Linked DNA regions of Homo sapiens: region 1 is linked to region 2. A link is a loop called in an ENCODE intact Hi-C map of the cell type or tissue named here. Cell type or tissue: endothelial cell of umbilical vein. All regions are shown on one strand. Links, peaks and the distances in the headings refer to the core of each region. The heading gives the core; the rest is flanking DNA.

The links. Hi-C counts contacts between places; a loop is a spot of excess contacts. Peaks named below come from ENCODE experiments on the same cell type or tissue, not always from the same donor. Only the 100,000 strongest peaks of a DNase experiment are listed, where the experiment ranks them.
Region 1: a loop joins it to region 2, with 6 times the contacts of the local background. A loop is called at or near these places in 1 of 110 quality-filtered maps.

The regions. Positions count from the first base shown.
Region 1 is chr7:81,619,185-81,635,267 of GRCh38, reverse strand. LOC100128317 (a long non-coding RNA gene) reads left to right here. Exons shown (of 11, transcript NR_126025.1): 2 at 10,042-10,116; 3 at 10,825-10,895. Among named protein-coding and RNA genes, the nearest start is that of HGF, 140 kb to the left of the region's middle. RefSeq lists an enhancer at 11,200-12,399. In endothelial cell of umbilical vein, for the core only: no CTCF peak of the experiment used is centred there; a DNase peak (open chromatin) is centred at 7,417; H3K27ac peaks cover 2,355 bases.
Region 2 is chr7:82,028,766-82,044,848 of GRCh38, reverse strand. CACNA2D1 (calcium voltage-gated channel auxiliary subunit alpha2delta 1) reads left to right here. Exons shown (of 39, transcript NM_000722.4): 11 at 6,614-6,772; 12 at 11,948-12,052. CACNA2D1-AS1 (CACNA2D1 antisense RNA 1) reads right to left here. Exons shown (of 4, transcript NR_110077.1): 4 at 14,894-16,083. Among named protein-coding and RNA genes, the nearest start is that of CACNA2D1-AS1, 28 kb to the right of the region's middle. In endothelial cell of umbilical vein, for the core only: no CTCF peak of the experiment used is centred there; DNase peaks (open chromatin) are centred at 4,958 and 8,178; H3K27ac peaks cover 4,082 bases.

The sequences.
Region 1 (16,083 bases), core at 3,076-11,075, 410 kb after region 2:
GAATTATTTAGTCATGTGTCTATTTAACATATAGGAAACTGCCAGTCTTCCAAAGGTGGTGTAACATTTACACTTCAACTCTAGCTGCTCCACATCCTCTCCACATTTGGCAATATCAGTCTTTTTGTTTGTTTAGCCTTTTATTGTGTGTAAAATGAAATCTCGTAGTAATTTTAATTTGCATTGACCTGATGCTTATAATGTTAGCACATTTTCATGAGCTTTTGGCCAACCAAAAATATTTTTTTATGAAGTGTTTATTCAAGTCTTTTAACCATTTTTGGTTGTGTTGCTTGTTTTTCTATCACTGACTATTAGGAGTATTTTTAGGGTATTCATAAAAGTCTTTTTTAAGGTATGAGTATTACAAACATTTTCTATTGATCTGTATAGCTTGTCTGTTTATCTAATGATAGCTTTTGATTAACAGAAATTCATAATTTTTGTTAAGGTCATCTTTTATATATTTTTCTATTTTATTGTTGAGGTTTTTGTTTTCTGCAAAAAGATTGCCTACATAAAAATTATAAAATTATGACCAATTTTTTAGCATAAGCTTCATGGATATAGATTTTGAGTTTAAAAATGTTTTTCAGCATTTTGAAGATATAGTAATTCCCTTTTCCTGTGATGGTCCTTTATTATTGAGAAGTCACTGATTTGACTTTTTTGCTTTTGACTTTTTTCCTTTGGTGCTAATATGTAATTTTTTCTGATTGTCATAAAAGTTTCTCTTTATGTTTAGTTTTAAGCTAATGTAAATTTTGCCACTAGATGTGGTTTTCTTCGTATTTATCTTACTTAGGTATATGTAGTACTTCTGGAATTTGTAATTTGTTATCTTTTGTCAGTTTTGGAAAATTCTTGGCTGTCATCTCTTCAAATATTGTTTTTTCTCAATTTTATACTTTCTTTCCATCTCTAAACTGAATTACATGTATGCTAGACTTTTAAAAACTCTTCTATATGTTTGCTTAATAGTTTTTGGTGTAACTTCCACACTTTGCATCCTTTGTAGCTTTATTTAGTAGGATATATTCTCATCTCTCGGTTTACTAAGTCTCTCTTCAACTTTGTTTACATATTAATTTCTTAGTTTCAGTTATAGTATTATATTTGTTTGTTTGTTTTTAAGAGACCATGTCTTGCTCTGTCATCCAGGCTGGACTGCGGTGTCGCCATTATAGCTCATTGCAGCTTCGAACTCCTGAGCTCAAGCTGTCTTTCCAGTTTTTGTATTTTTAATTTTCAGTTTTGTAATCTTTTTGTGTTTTCTATTCTGCAATAACATTTTCTTATTTGGCAAAATTTATCAAATATGGCCTTTGGTACTTCCAAAACCTGGTAAATTTCTATAATGCAGTGCTATGACTCCTGTGATGTAGTACATCTGAGTCTCATCGGAAAATCTGTTGGATTTATTAGTATCCTCTTCTTTAACAAAATCTTTGATTCTACTAAAACATTTGCCTACTTAGTTTCTCACCTCCAGCTTTCAGAATAAAAAACGGTTTTATGTATTTATTTACTTTTCAGGATAGAGTCTTGCTCTGCTGCCTAGGCTAGCATGTGGTGGCATGATCATAGCTAACTGCAAGCTTGAACTCCTGTGCTCAAGCCATCCTCTCATTTAAGCCTCCCAAGTAGCTGGGACTACAAATGTGTGCCACCACACTTATATATGAGTCATAATATAATATATAAGTTATATTATTATAATATATATATTATTTATATATATTTTGTAGATAAGTGGTCTTGCTATGTTGCCCAGGCTAGTCTTGAACTCCTGACCCCAAATGATCTTCCTGCCTGTGCCTCCCAGAGTGCTGGGATTACAGGTGTGAGGTACCAGAGCTGGTCTAGGTATAATCTTAAGGGCAGAGAAAAATACTGGTCAATTTGTGTTTCTTTTCTCTTCTTCTGTATTTGGCCCTGAAAATTCTAGCTGCCTGATGCTTTCAGAAAGCTGTTTTAATTAAAAGATTAATATGAAACAACTTACATACTTTTGTCCAAAATTTCTTGTATGAATTTCTAATTTTTAAAAAGTAGATATAATATAAAAAACTGGAATAGTTAAATAAGTCAGAAAGAGAAGACTATACTTTTATTAATTGGAAAGACTAATAAAAAGAAAGGGCAATATATTTGGTATTGTTTTGGATTTTTAAAGTTAATTTGCTTTCTGATAAATTTGCAAGTGTGTATAACATTATTCCATATATTCACATTTTGATCAGCTCACTCCTGGAGACTGTGTTGCATATTCAAACCAAATATAAACTAAAGAAATATTTATGTTAAGTTGGATATTTGTAGAAAAATCTAGATCAGTTTTCCAACAATAAATATGTGAAGCATGTATTTTAAGAATATGTACATGGAGTTATTTCTATACTAAAAACAAGAAGTCACTATTATTTGCTTATTATTTATATGTATGATTTATATATTATGGTTGTTTTAGAACATAGTGCCATAATTTTTGACACTTATCCCATTGAGAAGTGGATTCTAGTCTTTTCTTTTGAATCTGCTCAGGCTTGTGACTAATTCATATGCAAGAATGTGGCAAGTTACCTTATGTGGCTTTCCAAATTAGGTAATGAAATGCTATGTGGGTTTTACCTTTTGCTGGAACTCTTGCTTTTTAAAGAACTGAGTCATCATATAAGTCTGAATACCCCAAAAATCCCATGCTGTGAGAAAGCCAGGCCAAATGGAGAAACCTTGTATAGCAGTTCCGCTCAACAATTCTGGATGAATCTAGCCTTTGAGTCTTCCCAGCCCAGGTACAAGATACATGAACAAAAAAGGGTCCAGATCATTTCAATCCAGCCATTTAAGTTACTCCCAGATAGTCCAGTTTTTCCTGCTGAGATTGCATATATTATGAAGCAGAGGCAAGCTCTCTCTACCATACTGTCTTTAAATCTTTTTTTAAATTTAATTTAATTGTATTATTTCATTATTTAATTTAATTTTATTATTATTATTATACTTGAAGTTTTAGGGTACATGTGCACAATGTGCAGGTTTGTTACATATGTATACATGTGCCATGTTGGTGTGCTGCACCCATTAACTCATCATTTAGCATTAGGTATATCTCCTAATGCTATCCCTCCCCCCTCCCCCCACCTCACAACAGTCCCCAGAGTGTGATGTTCCCTTTCCTGTGTCCATGTGTTCTCATTGTTCAATTCTCACCTACAAGTGAGAACATGCGGTGTTTGGTTTTTTGTCCTTGCGATAGTTTGCTGAGAATGATGGTTTCCAGTTTCATCCATGTCCCTACAAAGGACATGAACTCATCCTTTTTTATGGCTGCATAGTATTCCATGGTGTATATGTGCCACATTTTCTTAATCCAGTCTATCGTTGTTGGACATTTGGGTTGGTTCCAACCCACTATTGTGAATAGTGCCGCAATAAACATACGTGTGCATGTGTCTTTATAGCAGCATGATTTATAATCCTTTGGGTATATACCCAGTAATGGGATGGCTGGGTCAAATGGTGTTTCTAGTTCTAGATCCCTGAGGAATCGCCACACTGACTTCCACAATGGTTGAACTAGTTTACAGTCCCACCAACAGTGTAAAAGTGTTCCTATTTCTCCACATCCTCTCCAGCACCTGTTTTGACACAGAACCATGAGCAAGAGAAGATTGCTTGTTTTTTTTGTTTGTTTGTTTTGTTTGTTTGTTTGTTTTTGTCATTAAGGTTTGGGGGTTTGCTATATAAAAACAGAAAACAGGAAGATAATTTGGGAATAGGACAAAAATCTTAGGGGAGTTTCATTAAAAAACCTATATCATGCTAGTTGGGGGACCAATTACTTAGAAGTCTGCTGTCCTTGAGGAACCTATCCATAAAGGCTTACATGGAAGTGAGGAAAATGTTGCTGGAAGCTTGAGGAAAGGGGACTTTGGTCATGCAGTAGAAGAAAATTTCACATCACTGCATTGTAGTAACATTAAAAAAAATGAAATGTACCTAATGGAATCCCTATTATGGGTAAGAATTCCAGTCATGATGTTAAAAGGTAGCACCTGACTTCTTCTAGCTTCTTATACTAAAATTTTAGAGTAGAGAGATAAACTAAAGAACAAACCATTCGTTTTCAAGTAGAATTTAGAGAAAACACACAGGGAACCCAGAACTGTCTTTCCAGCCAGCAGAGGAATCTCAAAGAAAGACATCAAGACGAAGATCAGATCCGGAATGCTGTCAAGAAAACATGGCTTTGGGGTAAAAATGAAGCCAATGTTTGGGAGAAAAACTCTGTGTTAAGATCCCAAAATGAGTTAAAATATTTTTCTTAAGTATGTTTCAGGAAGACATAAGACCTCCCAAGGATTTTAAGGATAACAAGTCTTGGAGATACTATTAAATAGGATTTCTAGGAACCTTAAGGGTTTCGTCATACAGCAGTCCCACACAGTAATGGGACTTAAGACAGACAGCAAAAGGCATAAGTGAAAGATATTTATAGATATGGCTTTTGCCTAATGAATTGAATTATACTGATGCATAAAACACTGACAGAGTTTTTAGTAGAATCCAGCCTAGATTGAAAGGGATGTGAACAATATAAAATAAAAAGAGGCCTTTATAGCCTCAAATGTCTATGGGCAGTAAACTAAAATGTGAACATGATACAAATGGCAAGGTGGAGCCACATGCTGCAGATAATCATTTTCAGGGAGCAGGCCTCGGTCCTAATCAAATAATGGCAGGTAGGGCTGGCTGGTTTACAGAATTGTTACGAACTAGAAGCAACTTTTATGTACCTTCTTTTTCACTCTAGGAAAAAAAAAATGTCTGTTGAAGTAATCCCACCATTGAATGTCAGATGTGGTAGTGGTAGGAGACAGATGGATCTAAATGAACTGTAATAATAAAAAAATTGCATCTGAGGAGCCTCAACTGTATCTGGTTCTATTTAAATAATGAAATTATGTAGTATGAACTTGATCTTACAAGTCATTTGAGGGTCTTGGAAGAGAGTAAGTTCATTTTTCCTGTGTGTTATGTGCATAAACAATTTATGGTCAGAAGGCACACAAGTGTAGTTTTCAAAAATGGTGGCAAATTCTTTGACATTTCTCCCATCAAGAAATCAGGTCTAGGTCTCTTTCACTTGAATCTGAGTGCTCCATGACAATGTAACTGATAGAGTATACCAGAAGTAATATTGCGTGACTTGTGTGGCCATTATAAAAGATCAGGCACCTTGTTTCCTAGATAACTTGGTCTTGGATTTCTAAGTCATAATGTAAGAAGTCTGAAGACTCATGTCTGAAAAGCCCAAGCCACATTGAGAGGTCACCTGCAGGCACTTTGGTTGATAATCCCAGCTAAGCCATTCTTAGTTTCATCTCAGCGCTAGAACCTGGGTAAAGAAACCTCCAGATAGTTTTAGCTATAAGCCAATGCTTTTGCAGAATCAAGCAATTTCCACTGTGGCCTGTATGAATTCCTGATTTGCAAAATCCATGAGCAAAATAAAATGATGGTTCTTTTTCACCACTAAGTTTGGAATGGCTCAGAACATACCACTAGGTTGGAAATGGTTTATAGTCAGAATAGAATAAACTCTTAATGTTTATAGCTATATAGAACTATAAATCCCAAGCATATTTACAAATAGAACAAAATTAAATTCAAATGAAAACTAGTTTAATATATCATTTTTCAGCAAAACAAGTTAATTAATTAATGGTCAAAACATGAGTTCCACATACTAGATGATAAATTATACCAACAATATTATTTTTCTTTAATTACTATGCAATTGTTATTCATGAAACACAATGTCAACTTATTTTACTTCAATTCATTTAGCCATATTGGTTACATTTTATGTCTTTCTCTCCTTTTCTCATTAAAAAACATATCACCATATTTTCATTTTCATGATACCAAATTAAAGCTTTTTAAACTGTAAATTATGACTGAAAAAAGTTTTGTCTTTTACACTTAGAGAAACAATTAAACATGACTTTAATAACATACATGGGATGGTGGTTTTCCAGCATATTAACAAATTCAATATTGTAATTTTCATTGCTAACAGAGTACTAACAAGATTGTAAACATGCAAGCATAAGCATTGAAATTGTATTTTTGTTGCTTATAATTGGTCTTTCAAAAGACCCAGCACATGCATGAATATGGTGACAGATTCAGTTGATAAACAATAGTCTGCATATGCAGTTTAGTATCTAATTACACCACATGAATCTAAAAACAAATATAGTAATCTATATTTTTGACATGTCTAGATGGTACAAAACATAAAATAACTAAAATTGTTTTACAATGTATTATTTTTATTAAGATTAGCCAGCCTTTTATTAAATGCTTACTATCTGCCTAGCTCTGTAGTAAGAACTTTGCATAAATTCATATTTGGTTCACCTGATACTTTGGGGTAGATATTTTTATTATATCCATTTTACAGAAAAAGAAACTAAAGCTTAGGGAAATCACGTAACTTGCCAAATACATAGAATTGGTATGCAAATACTAGAGCAGATTTGGAAGCAGTATGGTCATCTAGGCTTTCTGATTTTGAAATCAAATCTCCTTAGCAATTTGCAGATTACATTTTCATTTCTAACCATTTGCTTTCATGTTCAGCATAAATTATTTGCATATACAGAGAATACTACCTACATTACTTCTAATTAATCTATAGGTGTAATGTCAAGATTTTATGGCTTTCATCATAAAGCATTTTAATTGTATATCATTGTCTGGTACTCTATTTGTCTTAAAATTCTAGTAATTTTCACATCAACAGCTGATACAGATTTATGAGTGAATAATTCTCATTAATGCAGAAACAAAACAAGAATAGAATGTCATGTACATTAAATTGAGAATGTATTTTTGAAATGTCTGTTATTTTTGTTTCTTGAAGTAAGTGATAGGATAAAGAGTTAGGAGTGGAGAATAAAGTATAGTTAAATGAAGGCTCAGAAAGACTAGGCAAAATCTGTATTTCAAGAATATAAGCTCCCGTGGCTTCCCTTTCAAGACAAGGAATACAAAGGAACATAATTATAATGAATATCCCAAGGTCACTGTTAGAAGCCTTACTGCCTTATTAATTTATCCTATTTTCGCCAAAGTTCAATTTACACAAATATAGATATAAATCAGTGACTAAGATTAGTCATAAAGTAAGAGTCTGTTGTTTACCAAGTTTCGACTCTTCGATTATCCTCTTGAGTCTCTGTTCAGACCTTATTTATTTTAGGGACTACTTTATATTTTTTAGTTCATGGCTCCTGATACATTAAATTTTAAGTAATTATTTGTGATGAGAATAATGGGAACTTTAGTTTTCCACAGATTTCAATAAATTGTGCTAAACATATATTAATAAATTTCAAAGACAAGTATTCTGATTTTACAGAACCATGTTTTTCATAGGCTAGATTGAGTTGTTATAGGAAGTCTTAACATCCTTATGATTACTCAGTTTTACTGAATTAAGATCTTCTGATTCGATTGCTCAGTATTAGTCACTAAGTACCAGATGTACAGCCTAGTAATTCCCATAAGTCAATGACATCATTTATGAAAGGAAATTATTGTTTACTACATTCATCGTCTTATACTTTTTGTACCATATATTTTAACAATAGCTTTCTAAATTTAGGAAAATTATGTCACAAATCTACTCTTATTTGAAATTCCTAAAATTAAGTTATTTTCACTTTCATAGAGCACGAAACATTGATTTTCATTGTCTATGCAGCAAATAATCATCAAAGTAGCATTTATCTATACTCTGACTACATTCTGTAACTATAAAGTAATAGAAAGTATTGATTGGATTCTCTTGAATTTCTGATTTTTAAAAAGGCACACATACATTTATGAAAGTAACTGAAAGCTATATACATAGGTTCAAAAACTTTAACATTCATCCCTTAAGTGCATGTGAAATAGTAAAAGCAAACATTTTAAGAAAAATGTAATTCACAAGACAGTAACTTGATATTTATGAATCTCACTGGCCTAGCAATTTTTCAAGATATTTTCAAATAGATTAGCTACATTTAAAGACTTTAAACCAGTGGACAAAAAAATAAATTTTCACATTAAGACAAGAATGGCAATAAGAGTGATTACTTGGGAAAATTCATGTTATTCATCTGAAAACTGATTTATAAGCCATACCAAATAAGTTAATTCTATGGGCTAATTCTTGAACATTAATTCTTCTGATACTTGGAAAAATAATTGTAAATATTTAATTTGTTAATATAATTTTAGAAATTTGATTTTATTTCCAAATAATAGTTAAAAAAATAAAAATTTTATGGTGATTATTTCCATATTCTGTTTACACTTTTCTCATATATTAAGTTGACAAACTAAATGTCAAGCTGTGTATGCAGGAGAGAGTGTCTTTCTTTACACGTTAGAAAACATTCAATAGTATTTTAAAAGAGGCAAGGGTATATTGAGACATTTAATTTAAATAAAACACAAAAACTATGCTTTTAAGCATAATGTAATGTAAAAATGCATACAAAAGCATAATATAATATCAACGAATTTAAAAAGAAAGAATTATGTTTTATGATAGTATAAAATATTCCTACTGAAAATGCTTTATAATTTTAAAAAGCTAAACTACTTAGAAAAAAATATAGAGCTGTAGAATTTTTAAAAATTAAATGTAGCATGAATTATGTAGCCCAAGTAGAATACAGATAGTCTTCTCTTTTATTCTCCCATTAGAAACTCACATCATATATAGTATTTCAGATTGAGATAATAGTAAAGTGAAAATATTTGCTATTTATCATTATAATTTACAAATTAAACAACATAGTACTATTAGGGGAAAATTGGAGAACCATGGCTTTTTTCTTTTCCAGATAACTTCGATAACTTCTGCCAGCCAACAGTCAATTCCAATGGATCATTTAAACAGTCTATGACTACTTTACATTCTTAGAACCCTGTCCAGCTCTGCAGTCTGGCAAAATAAGTTATTTCCCCAGTGATAACAAACTGGGAGAATGACTGGAGAGGTTTTGCAACAGGGCCAAGATCTCACAGTGTTCCTCTCTTTAAGTGGGGTCTAGGAGAAACCCAGATTTCCCTCAACAGATAATCATTGGTAAGAACAATATCCTGTATAATGAGGCCAAAGTGACTATGTGTAGTAGGTGGTGAATACTTAACTCTTTCAGGTAGTTTGAAGAGTGGGTGAAGTGGTTTTTTAAAAGATGAACTTTAATTTACTGAAAATTCATTGGAATATCTATGACAGATAAAGTAATCAAAAGATATCTAACAAAAGTTAATATTATCTAGAAGGAAAAACTAAGAAAACATATATGTAAATACTTTCCACAAAGAATGACATCTTAACTGAAATACTTGCAAGTGGGAAGACATAGGAGAAAAACAGACAATTGTTCTTGCATCAGTCTAATTACTACTGCAAAAATTAATATTCATTTTAGCATTTCTAGCTCCTTCTTACAGGGTCTATACATTTAAAATAGCATATGTGTATCACAGTGCTCAGTCTGTGAAAGTATTATAGTCTGGCTGACAGAGATTTTACTCTTCCAGGGGAAAAACAATACTTTTACTGCTCAAAACAGTATTTGGACCTTTTTTACTCATTTAAATGTCTAAAACAGGAAATAAAATTTTAAAATATCTTCTTGTTTTCAAAAGCTTCTCAGAAATCATAGAGTTAAACTAAAACAACAAATGTTAAGGATAATTTGGTTAAAGAAAACATTACTTTTCATGAGTTAAAATATAACTCCCAGCTTCTTAAAACAGAAATCTGTACTCTTGCCAAGATCATTTTATACTCTGTCACGTACACATTAGTTTGTTTTTGAAAAAATAAGAAAAGCTTTTCTGTTATTTTTATAAAGACATTTACAATTCCTGTAATATTTCAACCTGCTAATTGCAAGAAAATTTAGTAAAGCACACCTACATAATTCACATTTTGATAAGAAAATCTGAAATATCTGTTTGCAGTAACTATCAATGGCACGCCCGGAAGCTATGCTGTCATTCTGAATAGATCTGTTTGACTTATCACTTAAAAGTAAGGTAAGTTCCCTAGGCTCAAACACATACAGATGTTTAAGACTTATGGTACAAATTAGAGGGGGAAAATGGTCTTAAAAGAGCCAACCTGTTTAAAATGCAAACTTGTCTTTTAAAAATTTTCTCCTGGAGATTCAGCTCTCACCGAAGTTTTGTCTACATTGGTAATCATTCTCTATGAGATTTGCCAACGTTCACTGTCTATCCCCAATGGAAAGAAAGAAAATGGATGTTTTCCATCTGCAGCAAAATAGAGTCAAAACAAATGCATTTAAATTGGAAACATTTGTGGCTAAAAGAGCTGTTCTCTATGAAAACATCTGGTTGCACTTTTAAGTCATTGCCAAATAAACGCATGCTGGAAAATCTATTTTATGCCACACATGGTCACCCATGTAGATGTAGCCTAAACCTGTTTTTGTTTGAGGTCAACACCCTATTTTAGGAAGAAAAGTACAGGTTTGTGAGTGTGCACTGATTTTTTAACAATACTGCAGAAATGGCTATGGAAGTTTGAACATGTCTACTTTCTTCCAGATGGGGAACAGAGTAGGACAGACGTGCTTTTGATAGTTCTCAGGTAGACAATGCAAAATTGGAAATAATGATGGTTGTGGGACAGATCAAATAACTACTTACTTGTGAACAAAGACTGCTTGTGGTTTCTGATTTTAGCTAGCTCTGGCTGTTATTTTTTTCTTATTTACATAGACTCAGATAACTGAAATGACCTGAAGAGATGGTATTTCAGAATATTTGGGTGACCACATTTATTTGTTATGGTAAGTAACCCCCAAATACCAGTGGCTTAACACAACAGACATTTCTTTTTCACTCAAGCCTATTGCAGATGTTACTGTTTGATGGGTAGTTTTCAGCATTGTCATTTAGGGACCAAAGTTCTTTAAATTGTGTGGCTCTCCCAGTAAGTAGGGCTCAAAGATCACTGAAGATGGTTCTGTGTCTGATCATCACAGAGAGTTAATAGGCTCATTCTGGAGGTTTTTAGGTGACAGGCCTGGAATTGTGTACAGCACTTCCACATTCACTAACCACACATAAAGGACTCAGATGTAGCCGTGAATCAGGAAGAATAGGATATGGGTGTTGGTGAATGCAAAGTTACCTCTGCTACACAGAGGATTCTGAATACATAGAAAATTCTTCAAATATTAAAATACCACACTTGGTATTTTGTTACCTATATAATGCAATTGTCAGATAATGTCATAGTAGCTATTTTACAAATGTTACTGGCCTTTGCCTCTTCTTATCACAAAGGATATTAGCTGCCTAATAAAGTAACCCTCAGACATGTTTCTGAAAGTGTCTCACTGGCACTCATGAAGACACTTGCTATTGCCGTACTACCTTTTGTCTGCTAGGCAGCTTCTGGGTATCACTATCTCTCCTTTTTATTGTACCACTTCCAATGAAACCTACCATCTCCCAATGAATCATCTGCAAGATACTGCTGTGTCTAAACAGAATATGCACATTTGAAGGGAAGACAGCAGAGGCCCTTGGGATGTCCAGATTACACTAAGTACTGTTGCAAAATGTGGATGAAGCTGTTAGATGTGGCTCCAGGCATTGATGCTTGTCTCTCAGAAAGCTTCCCCCTTCTCCTTCACCTTCTTCCTGTAGCCCTTCTCTATATATGTCTTTGACTTGTCTTAGGATAAGACTTGTCTTAGGCTATCATAAATGTCTGAGCATGTCTAGGCATGTCTAAAACCTTTACACTCAACCAAGCCTACATATATATGGTTATATTTAATCCTTGCAACAAATCTAAGAGGTAGATCTAAACTATTATAATTATTATTGCTTCTATTTCTCTAATGAGGGAACTTAACCTCTATGAAATTAAGCAGTTTGTCCAATCTAGCAAAATTCTAGATCAGTTCTCCAAATCTAAAATTCAGGCTCTTAAACATTGCACTATTTTGCTTCCTTTAAGTTTCAGACAAGGCCTTTTACATTATTTTCATTAAATATGCCTCAGTTTTACATATTTCTCCATTCCTTTTCTCCTCCCTAAAATGTCTGTCACTCATTTTTACTGAAATTGGTGATGTTTAACTTAAAACAATCCCACGTTAGTGCTTTAATAGAACTCACTGAATCCTGGGTGGCAAATTTATACACGAATAATAAATGAGACATCCTGTATAGAATATAGGGATGGGGACTGTGTACTCAAAGAAGTAGCTACTGTTTAACTCGAGCCAATGGTTGTCATTTAGGAATGCATACTATGTATTGCCAAATCTTATGATTTTCCAAGGGAAGCTAGGAATTTGGATTTTTATGTGAAAACTGATTTTAATTATTATCATTTTGCTCACTTTTTTTCTTGGGAGGAAAATGGATTTCTAATCTGTAATACCAAAATATGGTCCCATTTGACACCCAATTATTATTATTACTATTATTATTATTATTATTATTATTATTATTATTATTATTGTCGAGATGGAGTTTCGCTCTTGTTGCCCAGGCTGGAGTGCAATGGCATGATCTTGGCTCAGTGCAAATTCTGCCCCGTGGGTTCAAGTGATTCTCCTGGCTCAACCTCCTGAGTAGCTGGGATTACAGGCATGCGCCACTATGCCCAGCTAATTTTGTATTTTTCGTAGAGACAGGGTTTCTCCATGTTGGTCAGGCTGGTCTCAAACTCCCGACCTCAGGTGATCTGCCCGCCTTGGCCTCCTAAAGTGCTGGGATTACAGGTGTGAGCCACCGCGCCTGGCTGACACTCAATTATTTTTATAAGTAGGAAGTAAAAAGGCTGCATTCTTCACGTTTGGTTGTACTCTAAATTTCATAACCATTACACATTTAGTAAGTCACTCACACTTTCATTTATTCACTCATTCATTCATGTAATTCATACATTCACATATTATTCCATTATTAACTGAATTCCATATTGTATGCAAGACATACAATATGATGATAGAAATGAATGATCTCTGCTTTCAAGGTGCTCATAATTTGAGATAGGAAAGAAATACATCAACAGGCAATTAAAATGCTTTTGAAGGGAGTGCAGTGATAATGGAAGGAATAATTAACTCCATCTGGGGATGGTATTTAATGATAAGTGGGAGTTGCCACAGGAAAAAGACACAGAAAGTGCAGTATACATAACCTAGGTGGTTTAGAACAATAGGAAGAAGTTAAAAAAAAATCTAAACGTTCTATACTGCTTGAGCAGAGATGTTATTGGGACTAGTGGAAAACCAAAATATATAGATTTACGAGAATATCTTATAGAACACATTATATTGCTAAATATGAACATTGATCATATGATCACATTATTAGCATATCATTCATATGTATATGTTTGGCTATTTTCCTCAAATACATCTTGAAATGCATAGACACCATAATAATCATCCTCATATACTGTGAGAATTGTCATAATGCAACTAATATACATGTATGCACTTCCTCATTAACATATTAGCAAATGGGTCTGATGGCTGCTTGCCTTAGAATGTTTATACTAAAATTAATATGTAATCGAACTCTTTTTAAAATCAGAGTATAAATACAATGTCGACAGTTAGCCTTGAAATCTTATATATATGATTGAAAACATCTTCAGTTTATATTGAGTTTTTAATAGTTTTATCAATATGATATAACATTTCTAAGCAAACTTATATTTCCAATAAGAGAAACTGTATAATTCACCCTTCAAAACAGTCATTTTGAGAGTGAAAGAACACTTGGTAATTATGCCAGGATAGAGTAGATGGTCATCTTACCAATAATCACAGCAGTAATTGACAGAAAGTATGTTTCAGACATCTACAAGTTTCTATAAATACTCATTGGAAAAATGTGAAATCAGAAAATAACTAACACTAGTCATACTGGGCTCGTGCCTGTAATATTTAAAAGAAAGGGCAGATTTTCTCACAAAAAAATCAAATATAGCTATATTTGGTATCAAGAAAATATCCACATATATAAAAAGCTATAGGATGGTGGGGAAAATTTTGGTGAAGTTTTAAGGAGAAGGAAAATAGAAATATACGGTAGGCTGTATGGTATTAATGTAAATGTGTCAGCCATTTAAAAGGACGAGTTGAAAGGTGAGCTACAGGATATGACGAGGATTTGATCACAAAACTATGTCAGAGACAAGAAGTACTTGTGATGTGGAAATGTGACAACTCAGATAGCAATAAATATAGATAGGTACAAATTATGTTTTACTAAAATAAGAGCCTTTATTATATATTTATTTTGTCTTAGAGGATTCTCAAGAAGGTAAAGGGAGTAAGCAGGGTGAGCTGCTATCTTGGATTTGAATCTGCAAGAACAAGGATTAAGTAAAGTTAATGCCATTTGGAGAAAAGTGACCATGCCATCTTAATATATATGATGGCCAAGGCAGAAAATATTGAGTTTGATCAAAGACATCTCCTGTATATTATGGATTTCCCCATCTTCAAGGAAAAGGCTTCACTGGTTAAAATTCCCTTGACTGAAAAGAAAGGGAGTATTTTAAAACTATGCTTATCAAGATGAGTTCCTTTTCAAGAAGGAAAAAGGCAAATTAGCTGTAAGACGTGGCTTCTTAGAATACTTTATAATGTTGAAAATGAAATTAAGAAATGATAATTTCCTGCTAATATCACACATAATGTGTGTGCTATGTACCAGACACCATACTTAGCACAACCTATATACCTATTTTACAAAAGAGAACAATGAGACTTAAAGTCAACATTTATTCAAATAATATAATAGACATTATGAGATACATTTTAAGTTTTGTGACTATGTAGCTAGGACTCAAACCTAAGTATCTCTGAATATGATTATTAGTAGCCATTTTGTCTTTCTTATAGAAGTATCCAAACAAAAGTTAGTAGAAAATAAAAGGTCAATGCAATCTTACCCTGTTATCATGTAAGTATAATGTATACCTCAAGAGGATTATATACTACTCTGAACCAATCAACTTCCATTTGCAAAATAACCAAGTACAGTTTGGGACATTGCACTTAAGAAATTTACAGATATGCCTTTCAAAAACATGCATATATTTTGGAGGGCATCTGAGATTATATCAGCTAAAAAACAATTACAGGCTTAGTAATATTTAACCTAGAGAATAGAACAAATGAACAATTAAGTAAAACTGTGATATTCCTTTTCAAATTCACGAAACAATGAAAATAATTGCAATGAAGCTTTTTAAAGGTAGCTCCAAAGAGCAAGATTAAGATGATAAAAAGGAAGATAAAGAGGCAGTTTTCACTCACAATGCAGAGAAAGACAATGGGGTTTAAAATTTTGAATAGCTCTCAGCCAAGGGTGTCATATGCCTGTTGTCTATGTCATATATATACACAAATATGAATAATTTTAAAATATAAACATATAGTATAAAATATGTAAATAGGTTTGTATTTATATATAAGTAAATTATTTAAAAACCTGTGAGGAAATTGATATTATCTTCATTTTAAAAATAAGACAAGTGAGGGGTTTGGAGAAGCTATAAATAATAGAGCTGCTAAGAGGCTGGCCGTCTTCCTGTTCTGTTCCCCATCAAACCATATATATAAATTGAGTTCTCCAAGAATGGAGTGAAATGTCCAACACACCTTCCTTGTAGTCTTGATTTTTTAATGTGCAAATGAGAATGTTAGAAGTGACTGTTATAATTCTTTTTTCCATCTCCAAACAATGCCACCTTGCCTCATGTTCTGCTAGATTCATCACTCGTTACAGAGACACCAAATTGACAAAGATTGTGTTCATATGTTCAGGCCTAATTTGTAAGAGTATTGATGAGTTATTTTGTTATCATAACCTTGGGAATTTGAGGGACGAGTATAATTAACTTTGATCCTTTAAAACTGCCTACTTCAATTTCAGCAAAACTTTGTTCAATTTTCATTTTGCGACAGATTGATTGGGTGTGATCCATATACTGCT
Region 2 (16,083 bases), core at 4,852-12,851:
ATAATCTCTTATAGTCCAAATCTACTATGAAAAATATGAAAATCAAAATAAATTTTGAAAGTTTTTTAAAAATAGGAATAAGTACATAAAACAAGCACAGCCAAAATTTTGGAGCGCACAGCCTCTGGTCATTTTCCTTTTATTTTCCTGCATTGCCATCTGGTGGCCAAAATGTGGATAGTGTCTGATACCATAATTTGTGTTTGTACTTACTAATATGCAAAATTTTATTGTTTCTTATTTAAATTATTTAATCTTACAAAATATAAATTTGTTGTGTATGTTATCCATCATAGTTAACTTGTGTAAATAAGTGTACTAATATTATTTTAATTTAAAAAATCCTTTTCCAAAGCAGTCAGGTCTGGATTTGAATTATTATTTTTGCTGATGATTACATGGCTTGAGCCAACAATTTTGCACCATTATTTATTTTACATGCCAGAAATAGAGAAAATAAAACATTAAGACATGTTAAGTAATAAATATTGAACAATTTTTTCAGAAACTATAGTTGTGTCCTATTTTTGCTTCTTAAAAATGCTTTAGGACTAAACAATGTACAAAGTACCCTAAAGAAAGCCTGCCTTTAAACATTTAGAATCCATACATAGGAGAACGGTCTTTCTGAGGGGAAGGGATGCGAATTAATAGACATGTTGAGAGCTGGATACAGTGGCTCATGCCTGTAATTCCAGCTGCTTGGGAGGCCAAGGTGGGAGGATCACTTGAGGCCAGGAATTCGAAACCAGTCTGGGCAAAATAGTAAGACCCTTTCTCATTTTTAAAACTAAAAATAATTTTAAAAAGACAGGTTGAGTGGGCAAATAATAAATGAGCTACTTCTCTTTCACTGAAGTTTCAAGTAGAATATGTGACCTTAAGAATGTCTTTTGTCATTAATTCTTAATGTTTCCAGTGCAGAACTACTTGACTGCACTAAACCATTCAAAGGAAGACTTGGTACTCCAAGAAGATGTGTTCTAGTTGCCATTTCCAGACAAAGGGCACTTCCCGTAACTTTCTGCTTCTTTGACTTGTAGCGTGTATTAAGGCAACAGGAATATTTCATTGTTTGTATCCTGACATAATGTGATGACAAGCAGAGTCCCTCTTCTCAGAAATATTTTATGGAATGATTTCATATTCAGCAGGGGAAATTAGAGCAAAAATAGAGACTGCCTTTACAAAACCAAAAGCTTGGGTTATTTCATTTGAGATACTGATACTTTGTTTTGACTGGAAAGCATCTTTCAATTTGTGTACCTGACTGGGATATTTAATAAGAAGTTTCTTTGGAAGTATTGAAATGCATTGATCATAGTTTTATCAGAAACTGTTTCAAACACCAAACTAATGTTTGAGGGACACTTGTATCATCCTGTTAGTGAACTTTATTTCAAGCTCAATACAGCTGAGGCAGTTTATCTGAATCTTATGAATTAGGAATCTGTTCTAATTTTAGTACTGAGTATCCTAATCCTTTTTACTAAAATAATTTTTAAAACAATAGAGTTGCCATTTAACATCTACTGTATGTCAGACTCTATGTTAGATGTTCTGTATATCTTTATTTGAGTATTTTAATGTCTATTTGGACAGAGTATTTGTACTTTTGAATGTACAAGTTTAACAACATATTGCAGAGCTAAGATGCAATTCATCTACTTATAAATCTATAGCTTGATTATTGATTAACATTTTACACTGACTTCTAATTTCCATAGTTTGATTATTGATCAACATTTTATACTGGCTTCTAATTTTCTTAAAGTCCACATCCAAAGAGTTTAAACATTTATCCATTATTCATTTATTCAGTAAATATTTATAGCATGTTTATTACATGCCAAGTACAGAAAATGCAGTGGTGGTGTGGACATATTCTCTGGCCATGTGGGCTAATAATCCAATAGAGGGGTCTATTTATTAAGCTAGGATACAGAGAAATATGAAATTATAACTGGTGCTCTGTAAAAAAGAGATAGATTTAAGAGAGCTTAGTATTGGGTGACTTAATCTAGTCAGGGAAGGTCATGAAAACTTTCATGAGGACTGAGTGAAGAAGGGAGAAAAAGTATTGTAGGCAGAGGAACAGTACATATAGTGGGAAAAAGTGTTTTTGGCAGAAGGAACAAGAGATGTGGAAGGGCAAAGGAAAGAATGCCCCAATGCTGGAGTAGAAATACAAACCCTCCAGGATTTTTACCCCAGATGCCCATGTTAACACACGTGCCTTCCTATCTAAACAGGCTAACAGAAATTGTCCTCAGCAGTTCTAATGAGTGACCTACTTAGTTGAATTTTCTGGGATTGGAAAAGGAATCAATGTGATGTTAGTTTGGATTTCTGACTCTGTCATGTTAAATACACACTTTTACAAGAAGTATTTTCTTAATTGATGAAAAAATCAGAGCTCCTTCAATCTCTTTTCACTCGCCATATACCATTTCAAAGTTCTGTAATATATTTGCTATTACACTTTTGCTCTAAGGTTTTTAATATGTGGTTTTAAATTAGTATGTAGGCACGTGTTATCAAAGACTGCCACTTCAGCCCATGAAAATTAACCTATTTTTAAAACATACATAATACGATATAAGCTGATGAGTCTAAGATATCTGTGAAATATAGTCTTATCTGATTGTAAACTTTCAAATTTCTCATCACTTTCCTAGGAGAGTAAGATTTGCTATAGGGAGTTATACTTTGTAAGTTATTCCTTTCTGTACATTATTTGTGAGTTTTACTATGAGTGCAATTATAGTAATTCTGTTATACACTACTGAATATATATTTAATGAATGAATTTACATTTAATCAGTTTGTGTTAAAGTCACTTAATGAGATGCTTCACTTTTCTGTGTTAAAAGCAGGTCAAGGCCAACTGAAAGACTCTGAGCAATACATTATTCAGTGCTCAATTTCTGCATAACTTGTACCTTTATGGTGATTCATGGTTTAAATAAGTCAGTTAATAATATTTCCTGTAACCATTTCTAATAATTCTCTAAGGTCACTTTACTATTAATGTATTGGCAAACTGTATTTTTACTTACCAATACAGGGAAATGCTAACATTTATTTGTTTTGAAAATGGAACATGTAGAATAAGCTTGCATCCAATAACCAAAGAATAGAAGAGTGATAAAAGAGGCAGTGGGACTGGTCATTTGGACCTGAAGATACTCAGTTTTCAATATTTGAATTTATAGAAAACAGTAAATAAATATACTGGAACTTTATTCTCACACTGGTGATATTCATGAAAGTCTTGTTCAAAATAAACATGAAAAAGGACTTACTATCTGTGCAGGACATTTTACCTCTTGTTTTTTCTTTTCTCTAAGCCTTCCTTCTCCTCTCATTATCCTGATCATCTTGCCTCATTGTTAAAGGAGACAAATGCCACAGACAGTAACTATCATCATCCAAATCCACATACCACCTGGCTCGGTCAGCTTCCACTCTTCTTTCCTAGAATAATGAAGTTGATGTGCATTTTCCTAAAGGGCCATTCCTCTGTGTGTCACCTGGATCCATCTGTCCCTACCTTTCGACGAGCTTTATTTTTTACCTCTCTTCTATTTCCTGCATCTTTTTCTTCCTTCTCTCTTTAACACCAGTCTTCTTATGCTTGAGTGACCCCTAGCTTTAAAATAGACTTTTCTTGACCCCCAGTCTACCCTACAGATGCCACCCTGTTTTCCAGCTCTGCATCCAGCCAAGGCACTTTGCAGATTTGCCTGCATTCAGATGCTCCTGCTGTCCATTCGTTCTGCCCTCCCCACCCCCCCAACCCAAGGCTGCCTACATAATGTGGATGAGTTCACCAGGCATTTTTTTGTTTGTTTTGTTTTGTTGTGTTTTTCTGAGATGGAGTTTCGCTCTTGTTGCCCAGGCTGGAGTGCAATGGCGTGATCTTGGCTCACTGCAACCTCCGCCTCCCTGGTTCAAGTGATTCTCCTGCCTCAGCCTCATGAGTAGCTGGCATTACAAGCATGCACCACCACACCTGGCTAATTTTGTATTTTTTAGTAGAGACGGGGTTTCTCCATGTTGGTCAGGCTGGTCTCAAACTCCCGACCTCAGGTGATCCACCCGTCTTGGCCTCCCAAAATGCTGGGATTACTGGTCTGAACCACTGTGCCCGGCCCTACTGGGCAGTTTTAAGTCCCCATCTTCCCTGTCTCCACACAGTGTCTTCCTTTTGACACATTTTTCTCTCATCCAAAACAGTCCAATCTCCTGATTTCTCTCCTGTTTCCATGGAAACTTGCTCTTACTTAGTTTTCTCAGGGACTGCTATTCTACTCTACTTTTTTTTGTTTTGTTTTCCTATGGCTTTAAACCATTTTTTTTTCCTGAAGCCTTCTGTTTTTTTTTTTTTTTTTTTGAATAAATTATTTAGCCAAGACTTCTTTTGAGCCTCATGCTTTAAATGTTATCATTTCTTGACATGTACACTTGCATATCTCACATGTATTGAAACCTCACCCTAAATTGAACTCTGTGCTTCTCTTCTCTATTCCTCAATTATCCCTGAACCAGTCATCCCTCCAGTCCTCTATCCTTCCAGATGCCCATGTCAGAAACCTGGCAGTTATTGAAGATACCGCTCTGTTATGCATCCTCCTGCTAAATCCACCACCAAGTCCTATTTGATTCTTTCTCAGAAATACCTCCTGAATTCTTCCCTTTCTAACCATCTCCACAAATAACAAAACCACTATGTATTTTCAGCTAGGTTACTGCAAAGCCTTCTGATTACTCTCCCTGCTTTATATTGTGCTCATCTCAAGTCCATTTTCCACACAGCAGCTAGGATGCACTCTTAAAATTCCAGATTCAATTATTTTACATTTGGCTTAAGATCTTCCAGTGACTTTCCATTTCACAGAAAATAAAATCATCTTCAGCATTTCCATTAGACTCCACATGATCTAGCCCTTGCCTCCCTCTCTGAACTCATTTTATGTCTTTTGTCCTCCTATGAGACCGAGCTAAACTCACTCTCTTTATGTTTTCTTAAAAAGGCTTCTTTTGTCTCCATGTGAGGGCCTTTGCACATGTTGTTCTGTTTGCTTGGAATGTTCTTCCTTTGTGCTCTTCACTGGAACATTTCTCTGGAATCACAGGAAATGCCTTTTCTTAGGAGAATTTTCTTTCAAATGTTTGCAGTCCAAATTAGAAATGCCTCTCCTGATATTGTCTTCTAGAGCATAATATTATATTGCTTTATAGAATGAATCATAATTTATTATACTATATTGAGAGGCAATGCAGGATGAGTTTTTTTCGTAGATAAAATGGGGATAATGATAATGTTTATCTTGCAGAGCATTTGCAAAGACGAAATGATTTACATTTGTAGAATATGTAGTAAATGCAGCACATAGTAGACACTATATAACTGTTTATATATTTATGGTATTTTTGTGTGTGCAGATAATTATGTCTGAAAGCATAAAACTACTACCTGCCATGATTCTTGGCATATAATAGGCTGCTAGTAAATATTTGCTTAATAAACTGATGAACTGTGCAATGTACCTTATAATTACGTTCAGTGATCTTCAGAGAAAAAAATGATGAATTATATTTGCAAGAATATGTAATAACTTATGACCCACTCATTAAAATAAGTATATGTTTTTGATGTGAAAATATCTTTAACATTTTATCTGGCCAGTCCCTTTTTTCTGGCAAATATGCTTTTTTTTATTATTCCCATTCTGCAGATGTGACAGTTTAGGTGCCAAGAGCCTGAATAACTTTCACAAATTACAGAGTTAATAAATGATTGGATGACTCCACTCATCCTCTTATCCTGGATTTTGTTGCAGCATTCCTATTGTTCTTTCTTTTTGGAAATATCCAGGGAACGATGTGAATATTTTTTATGGGGTTGACGAAGTTACTTTGATGATCGTTCTTAAATTTTCCATTTTGGGCAGTTATCGTTGGAGTTGATGTTTTCTCTCCCACAGCCTCTCTGCTGTTCAGGGCTCCATCACCTTGCCTCCAAGGTTCCCCTGGCACTCTTTAGTAACCTCTAAAGTGATATTTCTAAAAGGCTACCAGTTGTTCTTGATTCAGATTGCTTTCCTCTGTTAGCCTCTGTAGAAAGACAGTACCATCAGATTTCAAAATGACTAAACATTGATTCATGTTATTCAGTGTATTACTTTTCCAACCAGTCTTTCCTAATAAGAGGCAATGAAAATATTTAACATGTCCACACAACCAGGGCAAGCATCCCATATCATTTCTGGATCCTGCATCTATTTCATTGCTTTGGATTATTTTTTCTACATGCTCATTAAATTTGAGAACTAGAAGGGATGTCATATAATTTAATTCTCAAATTTATAAGCAGGGAAAGCAGGCTTCGGGAATATAAGCAGCAGACTCAGCGTTCCAGTATGGGTTGGTAGCTCAGATGAAAATAGCCATTGGTTTCTTAATGCACCTTTGTCACCAGCCTACTCACTTTTCCATTTGAAAGAGTAAGCAATGCAATACCGTTTAGGAGTATCAAACACAAATTCTATGAAAACTATATGGTTGATTTTAATGTTCATTTATATATTTACTTTTTAATCTTTTGCAGTTTAACAGCAATGCTCAGGATGTAAGCTGTTTTCAGCACCTTGTCCAAGCAAATGTAAGAAATAAAAAAGTGTTGAAAGACGCGGTGAATAATATCACAGCCAAAGGAATTACAGATTATAAGAAGGGCTTTAGTTTTGCTTTTGAACAGCTGCTTAATGTAAGTATCATGCTATGTCTTTTGTTGTTGTTGTTGTTCAATTGTAGTATCTGAATTTCAATATTCTGATAGTTACTACTCTCTGGGATTAGATAGTGCTGTTTTTCATTTATTTAAAACACAGATGTGTGCAGGCAGAAGAAACCTTTGAACTATTTTTATCTTTGAATTTAAAATTCAAAAGGCATCTAAAATGTAGATTTTTAAGTTTTTGATATTTTTTATCTATGTTTTAAAAAAATTTATAAGGAAATAATTTAATTTTGAATAAGCACTTGAAACTTAATTGGCCTATATAGAATATCATTACTTTTTCTTATCTCAATCACCACAGTATTTATCTGTAACCTTGCACTTTCAATCATCAAATGGTTACTGAGAACATTTTAGTTTTAAACATCTAGTTTGGGTCTTTAAATTGTTCCTAAAATGTACAGAAAGTTCCAAATGGTAGACATTAAGATGAACAGAAATGCAACTCCCGGAGCAGGAATTCTTTCTGAGTGAGGATTCCCCACAATCACTCATCAGTGTCTAGACTGTCAGATACTGGCGTGCTTATTGCCCCATGTTATAGCATGTGTCTTTTTTTTTTTTGAAATGGAGTTTCACTCTTGTCACCTAGGCTGGAGTGCAGTGGCACGATCTTGGCTCGTTGCAACCTCCGCTTCCTGGGTGCAAGCGATTTTCCTGCCTCAGCCTCCCAAGTAGCTGGGATTACAGGCACCCGCCACCATGCCCAGCTAATTTTTGTATTTTTAGTAGAGACGGGGTTTCACCATGTTGGCCAAGCTGGTGTTGAACTTCTGACCCCAGGTGATCCACCCGCCTTGGCCTCCCAATGTGCTGGGATTACAGGCATGAGCTACCGCTTCCAGCCTTATAGTGTGTGTCTCATACTGTGGACTAGTGTTTTTAAATTGCCTTGCCCTCTATTTCACTTTGAGTTACTTAAAAGCAGGGACCATTGTTCAATTATTTTATTTCTTACTAGGCAATATTATTATCATGTTTGAGAGTAGGAACCTTACTTCTCTGCACCTTGGTTTCCACTTGTATGCATTAGAGGTCACTATGACATGTACCTCAGAGAATTGTGCATAAGATTGTCCACGGAACCTGGCATGTAGCAAACCACACGCAGGTGTAGGTTGCTGGGTGGTATTGGAGTCATGGTCATTATTGCTGTAATTACTAGCCCACATCTGGTAAAAAGTCAGATCATAATGTCTGTTAATATTTGCTGAATCACTGAATGAACTCTTATATTTGATCTTTATGCAAATATGAGTTTGTTGTTCCTGAGTGAATATTCTAAATAGTTTTTGAGATATCCAATTGGGTGATTCATTTATTCATTCAGCCAAAATTTATTGAATGCATCACCATTTCCTGTCATAGTGCTGGTGCTGGAATTATAGAAGTAAACAGGACCAGCTGCTCTGAGTGCTAAATCATCATCCACAGAACAGTGTGCAAGTGCCATTACAGGATATTTAGCGTGTTCCCTGGGACAGCACAGAGGATGGGCCCAGCTCCTCAAAGGAGGTCAGGAAAAGTGTGGCATTTCCGTGAAAATGAGGTTTTGAAGAATGATTAGAACTTAGGTAGGTAGAGGAAGGGAAAATTATTTCAGAAAAAGGAGCATATTTTAGACAAATCACAGAAGTGTGACACAACATAGCACAGTAAAAAATTGCAGATGGCTGGCATAGTTGGGACATGAGCAATATAGGAACTTGATGGAAATGGAAAGGCCATGAGGTATCAGTTAAGGAAGTGTTTAGGGGCAAAGGAAAACTTTATAGTATGGCCTTGGAGTGTTCTAAGTTAAGGAAGGTATTCGTAGAGATGCTGGTGTGGGAATAGAAGTGAGGAGCTATTAAGGAGCATGGCATGGGAACTGATTAAGTGGTGTGGGCTGGGTTGCAGAGTGAGAGGGGCTTAGGTGACTCTACATTCTCTGAACTGAACTAGTAAGTAGATGATTGCACAGGAACACACATAGAGGAAATGTGGGGGTAGAAATAGCTCAGTTTCAGATATGTTGAATTTGAGGTCATGTTATTTAATAGACACCGTTAGATTAAGAAGACAGAAAATCAGAGATGTGCAGCCCTGCTATTTCCAAGGGAAATAATGTGTGGTGAGATGCATATGTTTGTTAAATGTTGTATGTTCATTAATAAAAATTAAAAGCTCAAAACTACAAAATTGTACTGTAATTAACCGTTAGATTAAGATGTATCCTTCCTCTAGTAAAGGAATATGGTTGTTTTTGATAAAAATTATTTTTTGCTTAAGTCAATAATTGAGTTTCCTTGATCTTGGCATTTTAATTATTCTTCTTAGTATTTTTTTTCCCCTCACTTCATTGCCTCCTGTTTAGGTTTCAGTTGTGAAATGATCAGGAGTTTCAAGTGTAAAGTACAATTTCAGAGGTAGCCTCACTAGAGAGGCCACATTAACTTCCAGATTTATTACTAGTTGCTGATAAAATATGATTTAACTCCTATTGGCCTCTCCTGCTGCCTTTATAACTGCTACAATTGTAGTGATTTTTAAAATATGGTCCCAGTTGTTCCCTAAGTAAGTCTAATGTGTTTTACTTTCCATACATCCCACATATATATTGAAATTCTTTATGTTAAAATAATTTGAAGCATATTGTGTTTTCTTTCAAACACTTCCAGTCATCTTATTGCTCAAATGCCATTCTGGTTTTTTTTTTGTCCTCGCAGCATTTACCTTTAAGATCACTGAAGCAAGTATTAAATAGCATTAGACATATCAGTCCCAAAGTAAAACTTACATTTAGATTTGAATTAATCTTCAGGTACCATTTCATAAAATATTACCATATATATGCATTTTTCAAAAAAACTTTATATAGAGTGTATATATGATAGATGCTGTGCTATATACTGGCACACAGAAATACAGCAAACTACCATATTAAAGTAAGTTACCAACTCTACTAATTGTAATTTTATTGAAACAATCTTGTTTTTTTGGCTTAATTTGTTCAAAGCCAGTTAATTGTTGTCGCTGTGTGATTCTTTAGATAATTGCAAATGCATGGAAAATTTGCTATTATGTACTTGGCTCCACCACAAGTCCTGAGAGGCTACTCCTAGGAAAAATCATGTTGAAGGCAAAACAATTTCTTTATTTTCCCCATATTCCTTCTTTTGTGTATGCCCTAACATCTCTCTCTCGGGAAATGTTGTTATAATTTTATTTACGTAAGTATACAAATGATCAGCAAGACCTAATGTGTTGATTTACATTGATATTTGCATCCAATAATAGTACTTTCAGTACTTCAAAAACAAAACCATGTCCTATGGTTTTGTTTAACATTTTTACAGGATAGTTCTTTAGGTACATATTATTTTGACTATTTTACACATGCAGATAAAAAAGACAAATCACTAGAGAAACTAATTTTAGTTAAGGGATTTGAGGCATGTTTCACAAAACTATTTTGATGATAAAATAGGCAACTTTTTGTGTAGTCAGATTTTCAGATAGGTTACCTTCAAAGATAACAGCCATGTTGAAAGTGACAAATTATATTAGTTAATACTTGTGCTTTCACAATGTTTGATTAAAAGCTTTTACTGCCAATGTTCTAATGGCTGAGTCCATGGAATGAGATGACCTGAAACAGGATCTTTTCATTAATAAAGAAAAACGTTGTATTTATTAATTTTCACAAGGGAAAATGGGTTTTATCTTCTTTGAAAAAATAAGGTAGAGCATGGACCTTCAATGACTTAGAACACTAAAGAAAAAATAATTTTTAAAAAATATTAGTCATTTAAAAGCCAGGGCTGTGCCATGCTGTACAATATGGTAACAACAATCACAGGTGGCTAGTGAGCACTTGAAAGGTGGCTGATCTGAAATGATATGTTGTGTAAGTATAAAATGCATACTGAAGTTTGAAGACTTATGGAAGAAAAAGCTGTATAACATCTCAATATTGATTGATACCTAATATTGATTAATATTTTGGATGACTGGGTTAAAGAAAATATATTATTAGGATTAATGTCAGATATTTCTTATTACTCCCCTTAAAGTAGTTATTAGAAAATTTAAAGTTCCATATGAGGCTCATGTTATATTTCTTTTGGACAGCACTGAACCTAGGGTTGACATTTTCAAAGAAGCTGAGCATTCATAAATTAGTGTGATCTTTTATTCTCAGCATTTAAAGCAAACACATTTCACAACAGTAGAAAAGTTAAGATAATAATTTTGGACCTCGGAGAAGTCCAGCTTTCTAAATTAATTGTTCATTTTAATGGCCCTTTGGTGCTAATCCATCATTCTCCCATATCTAACTCTTTTGGAGACCTTAAAGTGTAAGAAGATTTACCATGGACTTGAGTCTTTCAGGATTAGAATATGTGTGGTTGGTTGAGAGAGGATAAGAGGACATCCTGGGAATAGGTATCAGCATTTACAAAGGAACAAAAGAGCATTGCATTTTAGGTGACCAGTGTTAGGATTTGTGATTTCAAACATGTGAAGTGAATAAAGTAGAATGAATAAAGAGGGAAGAAAACACTTATTTGAAAGTGGATTGAAGATACACATTTTAAATTAATGTTATTTTTTGTTTATACTATAAAATCATATGTGCATAAAATTGACATTTATTAAAAGCTCATTTTTTTAATAAACTACTGAGATTTTATTATGTGCTAGGCAGTCTTCTATGGAGGGACAAAGAAGTCTTTGAGCAAAAAAGACAAAGCTTCCTTCCCTTATGTAGCTTACATTCTGTTGGGGGATACCAACAATAAACAAACAAGAAAATAAAATATGTATATAAAAGAAAGTAAAATGCTATGAAGAAACATACTATCTTGGAGGGAGACTGCAATTTAAAACATAGTTGTGAGTAATCACCTCATGATAAAGTGGCGTATGATCAAAGACTGAAGGAAGTGAGATAGACTTATGGTTATCTGGGTGGTGAGGGGAAGGCCTGGTGAAGGGGGTGGGCCTGAACTGATCCAGGAACCAGTTCTTAGAATATATTTTGTGAGCAGATATTTCATTAATTACTTGCAACCTGCTCATGCTCGTTCCATATAGCTTTATTTTCTCTTTTATTGTGAATAATACGCATATTGTTTTGTTTGGTTTTGTTTTTAACAGTATAATGTTTCCAGAGCAAACTGCAATAAGATTATTATGCTATTCACGGATGGAGGAGAAGAGAGAGCCCAGGAGATATTTAACAAATACAATAAAGATAAAAAAGTGAGTGTAATTTTATAATATTTAAATTTTAATAATGATCTAGGTGGTTTTTAAAGAGATAGTGGGTAGTGGTAGTGAGGGGAGAATTTTTGATTTAAAACCTGATTGTGCCAATTATAAAGCCATATGAATCATAGATTATAAACTAATAGGTGTATTAGAGAGCTGTTAAGTATAATATTTATATCATATTCACAAGCAACTCATGCCTAATATGTTAATAAAGTATATGTATGGGTCCTATTTTATTCTTATGCATAGATTGTAAATAAAATGTTATTAAAATAGAGAAATCAAAGGAATGGTAAAATAGGAAAAATTTTAAACTTTAAGGTTTATTGGATAAAATTTATTATATTATTTAATTATTAAAGATTGCAGTAATACTCAAATTTCCTAAATACTCAAAAAATGTCTAAGTATTGTTTTGTAAATTTACAAAAAGGCAGTTTACAACAGCAAAAACTACATCCTCATTTGAAAACTGATTCCTTTCAAGAAAAGATGAAGACAAATCCTTTTATAGGTATAATGTATTAAAAGAAAGCATTTCATAAGCAAATGAAGACTGTGAAGATTAGTGTTTGTAGTTGGAATATATTTGAATGTATGTTTTACTATAAGGGAAGAGTATTACAGAGAGGGACCTCATTGAACCTGATACTGTGGAGGAATATCAGCTTCAATCAAAACTCTAACTACTTTTTCTAGCCGTCCTATTATCAGCTTATTTCAATTTTCTGACCAACACTCCACATTTTGTAAGAATACTGTGATTCTCAACCTGGTTTCCTAAAATGCTAATGATTCATTTAAAAAGTAATGAGAAATTATAAACTCTTTCTGGTGTTTCAAAAATTTCTACAAAAATCATACATTTATATATAAGAAGACTCTGCAGGGTAAAATGCCCATTCACTTTGCTTCTGATTGGAATTTTCACCATTTTGAAAGGTGTGGTTATTGCTAGCTCTAATGGATTGTTTTATATGTGCTTGAGGAACACACATGGATTGGGTGTTGAAAAGCGAGACAAAAATGAATATGTTCAGATGGTTTGGTGACAAAATATTGTGAATAATGGCGAACAGTTTGATGAAAATTTTTGGAACCCTTTAAGATACTCTAGGTGCTAAAATTTTCGGCCTATGAGTATTTGAAAATGATCAAAAGACTGAAATAATACACATATAATTTCAAATTAATTAAACTCTGCTTACTGCATGTACTACAGTGTCATACAGTTTAATGTAAGGTTTAAGGGTACATCTTTTGGTTTTTGTTTAGCATCTGGTGATTTTAATAGCATAGAGGAACCACTTTTGAAAAGTTGATAAATGAACTGAGCTGTTAATAGATTGTGAATATTTTCAAGTGATAACTAGATTCTACGAATATTTCTTTCAAAGAAATCATCAGAAATGAATGGGAATATCCAGATGCATTAACTAATATGTGCATATCTTTATTTAATAACTCTTACTCCTTAATCAAAATTCAGGGTAATCCTCACCACCTGGAAGATGTCCCTGAACCTCCTTGCCACTGTAGGCTCCTTTAGATGCTTGGCCTCTGATCCCATAGCACACTGTGCAAAGCCATATACATATCCTTCACTCTGTACTCTACCCATGGCATCTCTCCTCTGTTCCTCTCTGGATTAAAAAAAAAAAATCTACAGTATTGGGACAGTGTCCTGTTTAACTGTGAACTTTAGGCATGCAGCCCAGAGCACAGATCCAGTGATAGTTCCTAATACATCACAACAAATAAATTGAGAATACGTAACAGAGGTTGGAAGCATGAGTGCTGTTACAGGACAGATTTATAATTATAAAATATAACTGGGGGCAAGGAATATGCTGCTTTCACATATTTTAAATAATCTAGCATTTCCTTATTTTGAAGAACTCAAATATAACAAAAGTTTAACACAAAATTCAATTCTATTAATATAAAATGTACTATCTCAAAAATTTACAAATTAATCTTACTCTGATAATTGGAAGGGACTTTTTAGCATCTTATATTTGTCATAATTTTAAGTATACTATTTTGTGATAGAAGTATATAAGTGCAAGCCACTACTTATATCATTTTAATAGGTACTAAGTGTAAATAAATCATTTTTTTCCTTTCATTATGTAATCATCCAAAGCAACCACTAGGAATCTTGTTCACCTCTACATACTTTATTTCAAAAATGAAAAGTTTTTGACTCAAAGATGGCAATGAATTTTACATTCTGTGTTCAAATTTGTGCATGAGATATATCCGATTTTAAAAGAGTATAAAGGTTTTTTCAGGTGGATTTAACTAAAAGTATATAAATAAGAACAAGTTGCTTTCATGTAAATTCAGAAATGTGGTGTTTTTTGTTTTTTTTTTTCCTGTTTCGGAATTCTCTATACATCCAGGATTAACACATAGTGTCTTGGAGGCATATCATTAATTTGATCTTTTTCTTTTTTTTAAACACACAAAGTTTTATGTTATAAGGAAAGTAAATGTATTCCATCCACTATTTTCACAAATTGTTCAGTTGGTTGAATTAGTGAAGAATTTATGGGTTTAAAGCTTCTTTTCTATGTATGGATCCTAAAAATGTCCAATCTAAATATCATTATCTTGAAATACAGCTTCTCATTCCAGTCACCTTTTACAGGAGCTCAACTTTTTAAACAAAGGTTGCATTTCATGACAAGATAAACCACATGATAAAAAGATTCATATCACATGTACTTTTATAAAACTAATAAATCAAGTTATATTCAACTTCAACAGTCCTGCTCTTTGTCTGCTAACATACTGATGCTGTGTTTTAAGGACACACACATTTTTCCTGAAAACATATAACCTTTATTAATGCCAAGGCAATTGTGAAAATTAAGTAGTTAACATTCAGTTGTGGTGATGTTTCATTTAATTTTGTCTCTAACATAAAAATTAAAATATTCTTGGAACTGCATATTATATTGTTTGTTTTTCTAACTTCAGAGGCTATAACAAAGTTCTGTGATACACAGTAATACATATATAAAAGCCTGCATACATACATACATACATACATATATATATATCCACACATATTTATATCTGTTTCAAATGGATATCCCCTCCAGGAACAAGGAACCATGTATATAGCTTTGGCATGACCTCTCTTACATAAAGTGATATGAGCAAAAGCCAACAGATGGTTGAGAAGTAAATGAGGAATGAGGAAGTAGGAATATAAATATAAGCTGTTTTTCTTTTTTAAATCATGGCAAATTTGCTAAGAAATAAAAGAGAAGAATAAGACAGTTAACTCAGGGTCAAGTTGTGCGCACACACACAGGCATACCTCAAAGATGCTGAGGGTTTGGTTCCAGATCACCACAACCACAATAGAGTGAAAATTGCAATTAAGTGAGTCACACAAGTTTTTTGTTTTCCCATTGTGTATAAAAGTTATGTTTACTATATACTGTAGTCTCTTAATTGTGTGATAGCACTTTGTCTAAAAAAAGTACATACCTTAATTAAAGAATACTCTATTCTTTAATTCACAAAATGTATAACAAACACTAACGATCATCTAAGACTTCAGCAAGTCTTTGTATTTTTGCTGGTGGAGGGTCTTGCCTTAATGTTGATGGCTGCTGACTGATTAAAGTGGTGGTTGCTGAGGGTTGGATGGCTATGGCAATTTCTTAAAATAGGACAACAATGAAGCTGGCTGCATTGACTGACTCTTCCTTTCACAAAAGATTTCTCTGTAGTATGCAGTGCTATTTGATAGCATTTTACCCACACAGAACTTTTAAAACTTGGAGTCATTTCTCTCAAACCCTGGCACTGCTTTATCAAATAAGTTCATCTAATATTCTATATCCTTTGGGTCACTTGAAGAATGTTCACAACATCTTTACCAGGAGTAGATTCCATCTCAAGAAACCACTTTCTTTGCTCATCCGTAAGAAGCAACTCCTCATTTGTTCAAGTTTTATCATGAGATTGTAGCAATTCAGCCCATCTTCAGTGTCCACTTC